Linked DNA regions of Mus musculus: regions 2 and 3 are each linked to region 1. The links are chromatin loops, found by intact Hi-C in ENCODE. Cell type or tissue: heart. All regions are shown on one strand.

The links. A loop is a pair of places that touch in the nucleus more often than their neighbours do. Peaks named below come from ENCODE experiments on the same cell type or tissue, not always from the same donor. Only the 100,000 strongest peaks of a DNase experiment are listed, where the experiment ranks them.
Region 2: a loop joins it to region 1, with 2.4 times the contacts of the local background. A loop is called at or near these places in 1 of 42 quality-filtered maps.
Region 3: a loop joins it to region 1, with 2.7 times the contacts of the local background. A loop is called at or near these places in 1 of 42 quality-filtered maps.

Annotation. Positions count from the first base shown.
Region 1 is chr2:167,063,055-167,065,554 of GRCm38, reverse strand. Zfas1 (zinc finger, NFX1-type containing 1, antisense RNA 1) reads right to left here. Exons shown (of 5, transcript NR_138563.1): 1 at 2,258-2,500; 2 at 1,828-1,919; 3 at 338-396; 4 at 75-121. Gm23201 (a small nucleolar RNA gene) reads right to left here and starts at 557; the gene lies at 469-557. It overlaps Snord12 (small nucleolar RNA, C/D box 12), which reads right to left and starts at 262; the gene lies at 197-262. LOC115486178 (a small nucleolar RNA gene) reads right to left here and starts at 2,082; the gene lies at 1,990-2,082. In heart, CTCF peaks have their summits at 968 (motif pointing right), 1,171 (motif pointing right) and 2,410; DNase peaks (open chromatin) are centred at 297 and 2,434; H3K4me3 peaks cover 2,500 bases; H3K27ac peaks cover 2,336 bases.
Region 2 is chr2:166,995,087-166,997,586 of GRCm38, reverse strand. Stau1 (staufen double-stranded RNA binding protein 1) reads left to right here and starts at 1,288. Exons shown (of 12, transcript NM_001109906.2): 1 at 1,288-1,553. In heart, no CTCF peak of the experiment used is centred here; DNase peaks (open chromatin) are centred at 1,216 and 2,206; H3K4me3 peaks cover 1,964 bases; H3K27ac peaks cover 1,937 bases.
Region 3 is chr2:167,343,785-167,346,284 of GRCm38, reverse strand. All of the region lies in intron 1 of B4galt5 (UDP-Gal:betaGlcNAc beta 1,4-galactosyltransferase, polypeptide 5), which reads left to right. Among named protein-coding and RNA genes, the nearest start is that of B4galt5, 4.1 kb to the left of the region's middle. In heart, a CTCF peak has its summit at 1,256 (motif pointing left); no DNase peak of the experiment used is centred here; H3K4me3 peaks cover 348 bases; H3K27ac peaks cover 1,785 bases.

The DNA of each region.
Region 1 (2,500 bases):
AATCAAACACCCGTTACTCTCCACACTTGTTATAACATCCCTAGAAACAGGTTAAAACAGTAAAAGAACCTCACCTGAAATCAAGATCAGACCAACACCTGCATCCTCGGCTCTCTCGGGCCTGTAGAAAATAAATCGAAGCCATTATCAAGTGAAATAGATTAAAGCCAACAATGAATTATTCCTGGGGCTGATGCATCAGACAAAACTGGCAATTAGTATTTGAGATCAACAGGGTCGATCTGACGGGGAAAGAAATGATATCATCAGTTCACCAGCCAAGTTTATGTCAGAAACAAAGTATACACTGGAAGAGGGACACGTGGAAACCACTCACCAATGCTCGCCTCAGGAGTTCACGCTCCATTCAAAGCCCGGTTTTGTCTGTCAGCAAACCTGAGATAAAATGCAGAAATAACCTGTCAACTACCTGAGCGCCAAGGGCACAGCAGCAGTGGGTACTGTCAGGCAGGCATGTCAGACATACTGGCTTAAAAGAATGTGATCAACATGGTCGATCTGATGGGGAAAAAAGTTGTGTCATCACACATGCCTGTCTGTGGGAGGCTGCTGAGCCTGATCCCAAGGGCTAGGTAGACAGCTACTTAGGACTACATCTCCTTTACAGGAGACAGCTGTAATACCAGTGTCTCCAATTATTAGCTAAAGGAATGGGACTTGCTGAGATAATCACAATCGCCTTGGAAAGTTTCAACATTATGTACCAGGAGGCCTCACGTATGACCTGAGGCGCCCATGACTCCAGCACCAAACCCTAAATGCAACTGTCTCACATATACAACTCTGACTGGCACTGTCCACTTGCAAATGATATGACAATTGTTCAGACATAGCACCCTTCAGTCTCTAGGCTTGCCTCAATTTAAGTCAACTTGCCTGGGCCTACTTTTTTTTTTTTTTTTTAAAGATTTATTTATTTATTATTATATGTAAGTACACTGTAGCTGTCCTCAGACACTCCAGAAGAGGGAGTCAGATCTCGTTAAGGATGGTTGTGAGCCACCATGTGGTTGCTGGGATTTGAACTCTGGACCTTCGGAAGAGCAGTCGGGTGCTCTTACCCACTGAGCCATCTCTCCAGCCCGGGCCTACTTTTTTTAAGAGTAAGATTTATTCATATATTTTATGCACGAGTACACCACCATTGTTCTCTTCAGAGACACCATAAGAGGGCACCAGACCCCATTATAGATGGTTGTGAGCCACCATGTGGTTGCTAGAAATTTAACTCAGGACCCCTCGAAAGAGCCATCAGTGCTCTTAACTGCTAAGCCATTTCTCGGGCCTACTTGATTTAGGGCATATTCACATTTTTATCTGAGTGGGTCAGGGTGGATATCAGAATACAGTAATGGAGGATAGCCATTGTCACATCTTGAAAAGCACTAGCCTGCAAATACTTTAGCAGACATGTTTCATTGCCTTTCTAAATACCACGCATATACAAAAGAAATCTCAACCCGGCTCAGACACTGCACCCACAAACTGCTGAATGCTCCCATATCAACAGCCAAGAAAATGTGTTACAGACTAATCTCAATGGGACCATTTTCTTAATCAGTCCTTTTCTCAGGCAGTTCTACCAGGACACTTTAAATAACAACAGGGCTCTGCATCTCCTGTGTCAGTATGTACAGATACACAATTAAAAGACTTTAGTATACTTTGATAATAAGGCTCAATCCTCGGGGCTTTTAAAACAACGAACCTCAGCAGTAACTCTTGCATCAAATTCCCTATCACTGCCCACTTAAAGGCTCTTCAAAGCACGTGATTGCCACTTTAGGCCACTAGACGAATGCATACCTTAAGACTTTCAGATGGTAGGTGAGTTCTCATCTCCCTCGATGCCCTTCTCTCCCTCCAACCTCCATGCTGTCCTGCTTGGTCAGGTCAACCTACAAAACAAAAGCGTCCATCACCACCTATATCCTCGACCAGGAACAAAGAAGACCAGGGTCCTCGAAGGCTGGTGTTTATCAGGACAAACTGGCAAATGTTTTAAAACATCAGCACTGTCGATATGACGGGGAAAAAAGTGAGTTCATCATTTACACCAGCAAAAAGCTTCCCAGGCCAAAGCAGAAGGCGTCTTTTCCACTTGAATCACGTCTTCGAAGGTCAACCTGGGGATCGCGCTCCATAAGCAACACTTGGAGACTAGGAGCGGTTACAGCGACTAAACTTGATAAGAGGTTAACAAAAAAAAAACTTGTGCTGTGTGGACTCAACTCACCATCTGCAAGTTAACCCCGGAGGGACGAGACATATCGGGAACAAAGCAAACGCTCTAGGAGCCGCCGGAACGAAAGGACGAGAGCGGCGGCGAACCTTCCTTATATAGACCTTGGCGGCGCGTGCGCCTGCGCACTGTGCCCATGGCGCGTCGCTTCCGGGCGCGACCGCTTGGCGTCCTGGGAAATGTAGTCCCCGAGCCGCCCGGCCCCAGCTAGCTAATGGTTGTCCAGCCAGTGTCTAG
Region 2 (2,500 bases), 68 kb after region 1:
AACTAAGAAGACTTAATTCAGATAAAGGCGCCCCCCAGTGTCTCTGCAAGTCAGAGGAGGGTCTTTTTAGCTACAGCAGACGTCATCATGAATTCATGCAAAGTCAGCCACAGTGCCTTGGCAAGGAGACTGGGCTGTTAGGCATGCTATTTTTATTTATTTATTTGTTTGTTTGTTTGTGTTTCCAGACACCACCAACTGGCTAGGTTTTTTTTTTTTTCCCCTTTTGGGGTAGGGATGGAACCCGGAGTCTTGGGTATCTAGCTATGATGTTTACCTAGGTGCATCAACCACAGGCACCACTTAAAATAAGCCCAGAGGGGGGCTACAGAGATGGCTCAGCGGTTAAGAGCACTGACTGCTCTTCTAAAGGTCCTGAGTTCAATTCCCAGCAACCACATGGTGGCTCACAACCATCCATAATGAGATCTGATGCCCTCTTCACAATGTACTTACAAATAATAATAAATAAATCTTAAAAAAAAAAAAAGCCCAGAGGATGCCAGCGACTCAGCTCCCACAACCTCCGGTAAGGACCCCATCTAATTCTAAAGACCTGTCTCCCCCGCTACATAAAAGGGTTGCTACATAAAAGGGTTGCTATAGGGCTGGAGAGATAGGTGGCTAACAGTTAAGAACACTTGAAGAGGATCTACCTCACAACTGCCTGAAACTCCTACACCAGGCAGGCAACGCCAGCACTGGACTCCGTGGATGCCTGAACTCAAAACACCAAGGCAAGAAAACCCAAGCTATAAGACTAGTGAAGATGGAGCTGAGCGGTAGAAGTTTGCTTCAATCCCCAGGACTACACTAAACAAGCCCACACCAGCCTCTTGTCCACAGAACCACACTCAGTTTAGAGCTGCGGGAAAGGAACCAGACAGCACTTGTGCTTGTCTGTTTTCGGCTCAGACTTCATTTACTCTGACTTCCCCAGTAAACTCCATAAGGGCAGGGACTTGTGCATTCTCACTGTATTCTCAGCTTTCGGTCTTGCACGCAGCAGCAGGTTAACAAAAGTTAGCGTAGGGAAAAAGGGGTGACTGTAGGAAGGGAACAGAAAGCCTAGAAAAGAAAGGAAGCGAGGCCTGTATTCCCTGCCGAGACCGAGCTCCTGGGAAACTACAACTCCCAACATGCCTCGGACCCAGCGCAGCCGTGCCCGGCCCTTGTGGGCCTTGCGTGCCTAGAGAGCGCATGCGGGACGCGGCGCCCGCTGGGACTTGTGGTTCCTGCCGCGGTGTGTAGGGGGTGGGGCCGGCATGGAGGCGGGCGGGGGCCGGGGGCGGGCGCGGCCCCTCCCCCGTCACTTCCTGCCAGGCTGCGGGCCCCGAGCCGCTCTTCAGCGTTTGCGCTGGCTGTCGTCGCGTCTGTGTGCGCTCCCCCTTCTTCTGAGCCCCGGCCTGGCGGCGCCCGCCTTCGCCTCCGCCACTCCGCCTCTTCCCTCCTCTGGTCGGTCCCTTTTTCCTCGCCGTCTTCACTTGCTTCTTCACCTCCTCGCCGCCGCCCAAGACCGCCGGCCCCGGGACGAGCTCTGGGGAAGCAGCCAGGTAAGGCGGCCGGTCCGGGCCGGGTCGGAGCGGGTCGCGGAAGGACCCACGCAGGCACGGCGTCAGCGGGAGGTGGGCGGCGGGTGGGCTAGGCCTTGCGGGCGCGCGAGCCGCGGCCCAGGCCCGTCTCCGCCTGCGGGGCCTTCCCGGAGGAGGCGGGCCCTCCGCGCCGCTCGTGGGCCCTGTGCCGGAGTTAACGCGGGGGGCGCGGGCGGGCAGGGGCAGCGTCGGTCCGGAGGCCCCCCGGGTTTCGGTGCTATGCACAGTGTCGCGGCCAGTGCCGAGCCGCGGGATGAGGTGCCAATTCCCGGCTCGGCCCCCTTCGTCAGTCACTTCGTATTCTTTGTGTCTCTGTTATGAGGGGGAGAAGGAGGGGGAATAGTATTAATCCTGTCCCAACCCGGTCCCTGCCTCTTCAGGCTGTGAAGTTGTGCAGTGAAATGGGGCGTGTAAAGTGCTTATCAGTGTGCCAGACCCACGTCGTGTCCCAATAAGCCGTTTGCATAATTTATTAAGATGATATGAAGGTATAATTTAGGGTGCAGACGGAACATAAGTTGACCTTCCTTTCCACTAGGGTTTTCTCCGAGGCAGAAGAATCCCGCGTGCCCACTGGCAGTGCCTGAGCATTGTGCTCGCTTGGCACCAGAGAGGGGCGGGCGCTTAATGGGGACACTGTAGCAGACAGGGTATGGATGTAAAGCCATCATCATGTCTGTGAAACCAGCTGTAGGGACTTCACCGGCTCCCCTAGGCTCCGCACCCTGTCCCATGTCTCCCTGCCACCATCCAGAACCTTATTGCCATTCCTTTTTATGAGAAAGTTGCTGGCATAAGCTTCTCTTGGGTTTAGCAGACCTTTTTGGAGCCTTCTTGTGTGTCAGGCTCTGGAGGTGGAGTATGCAAAGATTCGAAAACCGTGGTTTCCTGGTTCGCATCTGTAGCTC
Region 3 (2,500 bases), 280 kb before region 1:
CTGTAACTTTGATTCCAGGAGACCCATTGCCCTCCTCTGGCCTCTGCACTAGGTATGCACTTGCATGGTGCACAGACAAGCATGCATGCAAAACACCCATACACATTAAATTTTTAATTAAATTTTTTTTTTGAGACAGGTTCTCTATGTAGGACAGGCTAGTCCCAGAACTAGTAGCAACAAAAAATAATTTCATGGTTGGGGTCACCACAGCATGAAGAACTGTATTAAAAGGTCGCAGCATTGGGAAGATTGAGAACCACTGTGCTAGAGGAATGCAAGCCCTCTTCTGGTAGTGTCAGGTACCTCCACATGTGTGGCACACGCATACACCCAGACAGACATCTGCTCACAAATTTCAGCATTAAGTTATCATCTAGCATGAGTGAGGTCCTGGCTGCAATTCCTGTTGGGGGCGGAGGTGAGGGTTGAAAAAGAAGGGGAAGGGGAGAAGTCTTGCTGAGCTACCTTTCCTTGAAGTCCTTCCTTCTCCACAGCCTGAGGAATGTTTGTTTCTTATCACTGACCTGCCGGCATTGGCATGCCCTCTTCCTTTCTAGAGAAAACTTTGATCTTATTTATGACCCTCTGACTAGAGGAATTTCAGACCTCAGAGCGCTTCCAGCCTGACCAGGTCTCTTAAAGGAGAATAGACCAATAGTAGACGCAGGTGCTGGTGGGAAAACATCCTAATAATTTTATGGCCCTTCATTTGACAAGCTATGTAGAGAGCGGCTGCAGACCTCTGCTGATCTTACAACAGGATCTCTGAGAGTGGTGCTGCCTGTGGTTAAGGCTAACAGTGAGCTCTCTACTGAAAGTTTACTATTTGGAGTTCTGCTGTTGCCCTTTCGGCCGGGTTTTTTTCTCTGCTTCTTTCACTGCTGAAGAAAGGAAGTGGGGATGGTTTTCCCGGTTTGGTGCACTTAGTCCCAAGGAAGGGCTGATTTGTGGCGAGTGAAAGACAAGAAAGAGCCTGTTGTTCAGATCCCTCCTGATTTGACCAGATAACTTTGAGGAAGTCATTTGGTTTCCCTTATTTGTGTGTGTGTGTGTGTGTGTGTGTGTGTGTGTGTGTGTATGGAAATGTAATTTGAAAGGGGGTGGGGAGGAAAGGTGTCAAGGGCTGGAGAGATGGTTCAGTGGTTAAGAGCCCTGGCTTCTCTTCCAGAGGTCCTGAGTTCAATTCCCAACAACCACATGGTGGCTCACAGCCATCTGTAATGGGATCCTATGCCCCCTTCTGGCATGCAAGTGTACATGCAGACAGAGCACTCATACATAGAATCAACAAATCTTTAAAAACAACTGTGAAATCAAGGCAGGATTTCACTCACTCTGTAGCCTAAACAGGCTTTGAACTTTGAATTGTTCTGCCAGTGCCCTTTGAGTCTATGGGCGAGTCCTGTGTGTTAAAAGACAATTATATCTCAATCAAGATAATGAATGATTTAGTATATGGAGTGCTAGTAGTTTGTTAATATTCTAAAGAAGTACTGGACTGAAGATTATAGAGAAAGTACACTTGCTACATAACCAAATAGATGTTTTTCTGATAAATACTGGACTGTTCAGATTCCCTTACATACGTCACGGCAGGAAAACCCTTTGTTGTTTCTGCCTTAAAAATGCCTTCTGAATGTCTCCATGTCCTTACTATATGAATTTTCTGGAGGAAATACAGATTGGGGAATCTGATTGCTTTGGGAAATGAAAAACCTCCTGCTAAGACACTTTCTTTCCCCTTCAGTGTTCTTTTCTGTCTCAGGTTCACAAATGTTGTTCTGTTGAGACATGGTCTCATGTAGCCCAGGCTAGCCTCAAACTCTCCGTGTGGTCAAGCATGAACTGAACAGAATTCTGGTCTTTCTTCCTTCACCTCTCAAGTTCTAGACATGTCTTTGAATAGTGCCCTCCCTCCCTTCCTCTGAGGAACGTGTATAGAGGGCAGGCTGACTTGCAGAAAGAAAAGTACCGCTGCTGTCAGGGCTCCGACTAGGTTTTCTGTCCTCTGGAGAGTTCTTGCTGTCAAGGAGAGGCCTGAGGTTTGGGGTTGAGCTGGTCTTTGGCCGTGAGAACAGGTGCTCCTCCTCCCAGACTTTAAGGTCCATAGAGCTGAGATCATGACAGCCAGGAAGGAGAGCCCCTTTGCCATGTCTTCTAGAGTTCTTTGAGAGAGTGACAACCCAAAGCCACAATCGCCAAGACACTATGGACTCACCAAGACACCACCAACTCACTAGGACACTGCTGACTCGCCTGGTCCCTTTGCTTGGGTTTTTGTGACCGTAACGGGAGGGCTGCTGTGGTCTGTCGGGGAAAATCAGGAGTTCCCTGAAGCTGGGTAGATAAGGGCTAATCAGAAGCCAGCAGGGTGGGTGTGAGCAGAGAGGAGGCCTCCAGTCATCCCATCCAGAGCTACCCGGGAAGTCAGAGTCATTGTCCAGGTCCCAGGACCCACCTCTGACTTTACTTAGTATTTTGTAGACCACCGAGACAA